Regions from separate parts of the Homo sapiens genome. Here region 2 is linked to region 1. Evidence: chromatin contacts called from ENCODE Hi-C or POLR2A ChIA-PET data. All regions are on one chromosome and are shown on one strand. Each heading gives the region's core, a stretch centred on a gene start or an enhancer-like site at or near the end of the contact. The rest is flanking DNA. Distances are from core to core; before and after follow the strand shown.

Region 1 (3,271 bases), core at 437-2,936:
GTGGATCACGAGGTCAGGAGATCAAGACCATCCTGGCTAACACAGTGAAACCCTGTCTCTACTAAAAATAAAAAAATTAGCCGGGCATGGTGGCAGGCGCCTGTAGTCCCAGCTACTCGGGAGGCTGAGACAGGAGAATGGTGTGAACCCAGGAGGCGGAGCTTGCAGTGAGCCGAGATTGGGCCATTGCATTCCAGCCTGGGCGACAGAGCGAGACTCTGTCTCCAAAAAAAAAAAAGGTGGAATATGAGTACAGTAAGTTGGTCAAGGTATTCCTGAAGCTTATTTACAGATTCCAACTCCTGAATCAGTTGTCTACTCAGAATAGTTGATATTTATGTTTTTCTACACAGTGCTGTCACCATCGAAGGCATTAGTGACACAGCAGTTCTTAAAGAGTGCTCCTATATTGTCTCCCGGATTTTTTTCTAATGTTTTGCAGAATTTTCTGCTGAGACTTTGTTGATCTTACCAGAAAGTATCAATGAATAATCTGTGGCAATGACTAGACTCATAATCCTTCATCAGATTATTCTTAAATTTTGTTTTTTTGCATGAAACGTTAAGGAGTAGCAGTTGTTTAGTTTTGCCTCTAGCAATAGTCAGATTCACAGCTATGGAGGCAATGATATGTAAATGTCACAATTCACTTCAAATATGTTAAAATGTGAAAAAAAAGCACATCTTATAATCAGTGAAGTATATTATGTCCATTAAATCAAGCTTGCTATTGTGTTGGTAAGATCTTCAACATTTTTTTTTTTTTGCCTTTGGGAAAAATTTTATTTTTACATGTACATCTGTCAATTTTTGCTTTATATATTTTGAGACTATTTTGTTAGATGCATATAAATTCTGACTTTGTGAATAACTGAACAAAATATCATTATCTAGTGACTCATAGCTTTAGTCTATTTTTCTTAAAGTTTTTTTGCCTATTTTTTCTTATAGCGGTACCAACTTTTTGGTAAGAATTTGTCTGGTATGTCACTTTCTACCCTTTTACCAACTTTTATGTATTCGTATGTTTTAAATATGCCTCTTTTAAAGAGCATTTAGTGGGATGTTTTTTGTTCTGGTTTTTAAGTCCAAGTTTTAAAACTTTACTCCTTTTTTTCACTTATGTTCATTGTAAATGTATCAGTTACTTCTTACTGCATAACAAACTTCTTCAAAGGAATTGGTTTAAAACAGCAATGGCCTGGCTGGGCACGGTGGCTCACGCCTGTAATCCCAGCACTTTGGGAGGCCAAGGCGGGCGGATCACCTCAGGTCGGGAGTTTGAGATGAGCCTAACATGGAGAAACCCCTTTTCTACTAAAAAAACAAAATTAGTTGGGCGTGGCGGCGCATGCCTGTAATCCCAGCCACTCAGGAGGCTGAGGCAGGAGAATCGATTGAACCCAGGAGGCGGAGGTTGCGGTGAGCTGAGATTCGCACCACTGCACTCCAGCCTGGGCAACAAGAGCGAAACCCTGTCTCAAAAAAAAAAAAAAAAAAAAAACTAGCAATGGCCTGTTGTCTCACCATCCAAATTTCCAAGTTGGCTGGCGGTTCACGTGCTGCTCTTGTCTGGGTTCACCCACGTTGTCATATTCAGCTGGAAGGCCAGCCGGGGGCTGAGCCCGTCCCAGATGACTTCACTTACGCGTTCGTCTGGGGCCTTGGCTGAGGTGCTGCAGCAGCTGGGACCTCAGGGACTCTTCCGTGTGGTTTCTTTACACAATGGATTTCATTTTCAAGGTTGCTGGCCCAGGGCATGGTGGTCTCAGGTTCCAGGACAGGGGAGGGACAAGACCTTGAGGCCTGGGTGCTGGGCCCTGCCCACTGTCAAATCTGCCATCTTCTCTTGGTCAAAGGAAGTCCCAAAGCCAGTCCAGAGAAAACACTGGGAAATAGACTTCCCTTCTTGAGAGGAGGAACCTCAAAATACCATGGCTGTGTTTTTCTGTCTACCATGGTAAAGATCAGTATATTTGGATTTTTTTTCCTGCACCCAATATTTTGCATTTTGTATTTCTAACAGTTGTTCTGTGTTTCTCTTTCTCTTTCCTTGCCTTTTTTTGGATTATTTTTTCTCATTCCAGTTTTAATTTCCCTTTCCCAATTTGGGCATTTTGAGCTCCATTCCTTTCCTGCTTACCCTAGAAATTTTAGTATGCCTTCTTAACTTGACAAGTCTAAAGTTAATCATCTATCCGCTCCGCCTTCGAACCCTAAGAACTTGAGAGCAAATTACTTCCCTTCTTATTTACATGCTGTTGTTGTTGAGCATTTTAGTTCTGTTCTTACTCTATGAGATGTTGTTATCTTACACAGTCAGGTTTTTTTAAGATTTACTTATGGAAACCAGTGCTCATCATTTTCTCTTGATGCTCACACCTCCTGTACTGGATCCCTTCTCTTGATTGAACTTATTTAAGAATTTCTGTTAGTGATAATGGTGCACCAGTGGCCAACTCCAGTTTGTGTCTGAAAATGTCACCTTTCACCTAATCCAAAGAAGGCTGGGTAAGGAACCAGTGTCCTGGAACAGTGAAGATCACCACATGGAGATTGAGGAGAAATGACAAGAAAGAAGGTTCCAAGGAGGTGGCGAGAATCGGACCCTTGGAGCCTCTGCGGCTTTCCTGCCTGCCCCTGCAGCTCAGTGCAGCATCCTGGCTAGCTGCGGCATGCCACTCACCTGGCCCTTTCCGTTGTTGCTAACACGTGACTGCCCTGTTACCCACCTGGATGTCATAGTTTGAATGCTGCTTTATCACCCACTGAGGTCACCCGACTGTCGAGTGGTGAGGAGAGGCAGAGCGCAGCCCCTGGCAGCTCAGAGCCTGCCCTTTTGTTCTGCGTGTCATCATACTGCTTCAGTAGTCTCCAGAAACTCATGCTCATTTAACAGTTGAGCCAGGCAAGGTGGCTCATACCTACAATCCCAGCACTTTGGGAGGCCGAAGTAGAGGATTACTTGAGCCCAGGAGTTTGAGACTAGCCTGGACAACAACATAGTGAGACCCTGTCTCTACAAAAACAATTTGAAAGTTAGCTGGGCATGGTGGTACGTGCCTGTGGTCCCAGCTATTCAGGAGGCTGAGGCGGGAGGATCACCTGAGTTTGGGACGCTGAGGCTGCAGTGAGCTGTGATTGTGCCATTGCAGTCCAGACTGAGTGACAGAGCAAGATCCTTTCTCAAAATAACCAGTTTAAATTGCTGGATATAACAGTGTTATGAGATAGGTGTTATTTCTGTGTGTGTTAAACCACGGCTCCATGT
Region 2 (3,271 bases), core at 227-2,726, 350 kb before region 1:
GCCCAGAAGTTTGAGACCTGTCTGGGCAACATAGTGAGACCCCATTTCTATAAAAATTTTTTTTTAATTAGCTGGGCATGGTAGTATGCGCCTGTGATCCCAGCTACTCAGGAGGCTGAGGCAGGAGGATGACTTCAGCTTGGAAGGTCAAGGCTGCAGTGAGATATGATGGTGTTCCTGCATTCCAGACTGGGTGACAGAGTGAGACTTTGCCTCTAAAAAATAAAGCCCAAGAGGCTGGGCACGGTGGCTCACGCCTGTAATCACAGCACTTTGGGAGGCCAAGGCAGGTGGATCACCTGAGGTCAGGAGTTGGAGACCAGCCTGGCCAATATGGTGAAACCCTGTCTCTACTAAAAATACAAAAAGTAGCCGCGCATGGTGGTGGACACCTGTAATCCCAGCTATTCGGGAGGCTGAGGCAGGAGAATCGCTTGAACCCAGGAGTCAGAGGTTGCAGTGAGCCGAGATCACACCACTGCACTCCAGCCTGGGTGACAGAACAAGACTCTGTCTCAAAAATAAAATAAAATAAAATAAATGCCCAAAGATATGAATGGTCTCTGAGGGACCATTCTGCTCCAACATTCTGGACTTCCGTAAGTTTGTGATTCATGCCAGATCCCGAAAGGGAATTTTGGTAGATGGAGAGGGGTAAGAAGAGGGATTAAAGTGTAGGGAGTGAGGAGGGCCCATGGAAGCCAAGTGTACATGTAAGACAGTAAAACAGACCTGTGGAAGCAGGAGGGGCCCATGGAAAAGGATGTGGCCGCATTGGTTAAAAATCCAAGGCACTCAAAAGAAGACTTTAAGGAAGGGCCATTTTTCTTTTACACCCCCTCCCCAATTTTGTTTTTAGTAAAAACAAACAAACAAACAAACAAAAAACAAAAAAACAAGCCAGGCATGATGGTTCATGCCTGTAATCCTAGCACTTTGAGAGGCCAAGCAGGCAGATCACCTGAGGCCAGGAGTTCAAGACCAGCCTGGGTAACATAGTGAAACCCTGTCTCTACTAAAAATACAACAATTAGGCAAGCCAGGCACGGTGGCTCACGCCTGTAATCCCAGCATTTTGGGAGGCCAAGGCAGGCAGATCACCTAAGGTCAGGAGTTCGAGACCAGCCTGACCAACATGGAGAAACCCCGTCTCTACTAAAAATACAAAATTAGCCAGGCTTGGTGGCACATGCCTGTAATCCCAGCTTCTCAGGAGGCTGAGGCAGGAGAATCATTTGAACCCAGTAAGCGGAGGTTGCGGTGAGCTGAGATCACGCCATTGCACTCCAGCCTGGGCAACAAGAGCGAAACTCTGTCTTAAAAAAACAAAAACAAAACAAAACAAAAAAACATAGATGGAAGGGAATTGAGACAAAGACGGAGTCAGAGGGAGGAGGCAGAGATAAGTAGAGGCCTTCAGTGGCCCTGGGCCTTTGAGTGGCTTTGGAGCCATGGACAGAGCAGCAAGGAAATCCCTGTTCTGTCTCCAGTTCTAGGTGCATGGCCACCACTGCCACGCCGGCCACGAACCAGGGCTGGCCAGAGGACTTTGGCTTCCGGCTAGGTGGCTCTGGCCCCTGCTTCGTCCTGGAGGTGGCCAAGGGGAGCAGCGCGCATGCCGGAGGACTGCGGCCAGGAGACCAGATCCTGGAGGTGGAGGGGCTGGCGGTGGGCGGTCTGAGCCGCGAGCGCCTCGTGCGCCTGGCACGGCGCTGCCCACGTGTGCCGCCCAGTCTGGGCGTGCTCCCGGCTCCCGACGGTGGCCCCGGCCCAGGATCCGGCCCCGCGGCCCCGACCACAGTCTTGCGGGCCCCGCGGTGCGGCCGCGGCCTAGCTCTGGGCCGTGAGCTGCTTCGCCTGGCCGGCCGCAAGCGCCCGGACGCGGTGCACCGAGAGCGCAGGCGCAAGGCCCAAGAGTTCAGCCGCAAGGTAAGGCGCGGGGGTGGGAGGTGGGGGCGGGAAGGAGGGGGCTCATAATGTGGGCAGGGAGTGGGCCGGGCGCCGCTCTCCCAGGGCCAGAGGTAAGGAAACTTCTGGGGTCAGATTTAACAGAAATATGGGAATGCTCAACTTCAAAACCTTGCAAACAATTTTGCATTTTTTTTTTTTGAGACAGAGTCTCGCTCTGTCACCCAAGCTGGAGTGCAGTGGCCAGGTCTTGGCTCAGTACAACCTCTGCCTCCCAAGTTCAAGTGATTCTCCTGCCTCAGTCTTCCAGTAATTGAGATTACAGGCGTTTGCCACCACACCCAGCTAATTTTTTTTTTTTTTTTTTTTTTGGTATTTTTAGTAGAGACGGGGTTTCACCATGTTGGTCAGTCTGGTCTCAAACTCCTGACCTCAAGTGATCTGCCCACCTCTGCCTCCCAAAGTGCTGGGATTACAGGCATGAGCCACTGCGCCCGGCCTAATTTTGCAATTTTTATTCACTTGTGTTTCTTTTTTATTAAGGTACTATAGGTGTAAAGTGCATTAAGTGTGCAGCTCAATAAATTTTCCATATACATGCACCCTTGAATAACCACCCTCTTGATCAATATATAAAATAATAGGATATAGATAAAAATATAATGTAGACTATAGAATAATTGACACCAGAATGTTCCCACGTGCCCCTTTCTCTGTCTATCCTCCCCATTAGAACTTAACTGCAGGCCAGGTGCTAGATGTAATCCTAGCATTTTAGGAGACCAAGGTGGGAGGATCACTTGAGACCCTGAGTTCAAGGCCAGCCTGGGCAACGTAATGAGACACCATCTCTACAAAAAAAATCAAAAACTAGCTTGGCATGGTGGTGCATGCCTTATAGTCCCAGATACTCAGGAGACTGAGGCAGGAAGATCGCTTCAGCCTGGGAGTTTGAGGCTGCAGTGAGCCATGACTGCACCACTGCATTCCAGCCTGGGTAACGGAGTGAGACCGCATCTCTAAAATAAAAAGATAAAATAAAAAGAGCCACAGATATCGCTTCTTGGCCCTTCATCTAAGATCAAGTGTAAAAGAGCCAGTGGGGTGAGGTGGCTCACGCCTGTAATCCCAGCACTTTGGGAGGCTGAGGAGGGCTGATGACTTGAACTCAGGAGTTTGAGACCAGCCTGGGCAATGTGGTGAAATCCCATCACTATCAAAAATATAAAAAAAAAAAAAACCAGCCAGGTGTGGTGGCGCGCGCCTGTGGTGCCAGATACTCAAGGGTGTTGAGGTGGGAGGATTACTTGAGCTTGGGAGACGGAGGTTGCAGTGAGCTGAGATCATGCTACTGCACTGCAGC

The links. A loop is a pair of places that touch in the nucleus more often than their neighbours do. ChIA-PET counts read pairs that join two places held with the same protein, here RNA polymerase II (POLR2A).
Region 2: a loop to region 1 is called in a map of transverse colon, with 7 times the contacts of the local background. The contact joins the promoter of GRID2IP here to the enhancer-like site in region 1. A Hi-C loop is called at or near these places in 1 of 168 maps with a recorded cell type or tissue (transverse colon). POLR2A ChIA-PET finds 5 or more read pairs at or near these places in 1 of 52 experiments (activated CD8-positive, alpha-beta memory T cell).

The regions. Positions count from the first base shown.
Region 1 is chr7:6,200,691-6,203,961 of GRCh38, reverse strand. All of the region lies in intron 1 of CYTH3 (cytohesin 3), which reads left to right. Among named protein-coding and RNA genes, the nearest start is that of CYTH3, 70 kb to the left of the region's middle. Within about 2 kb of position 1,686, at least 3 of the 41 ENCODE cell types and tissues checked have a DNase peak (open chromatin) inside an H3K27ac peak, as active enhancers do.
Region 2 is chr7:6,549,666-6,552,936 of GRCh38, reverse strand. GRID2IP (Grid2 interacting protein) reads left to right here and starts at 1,476. Exons shown (of 22, transcript NM_001145118.2): 1 at 1,476-1,929. The coding sequence starts at 1,501.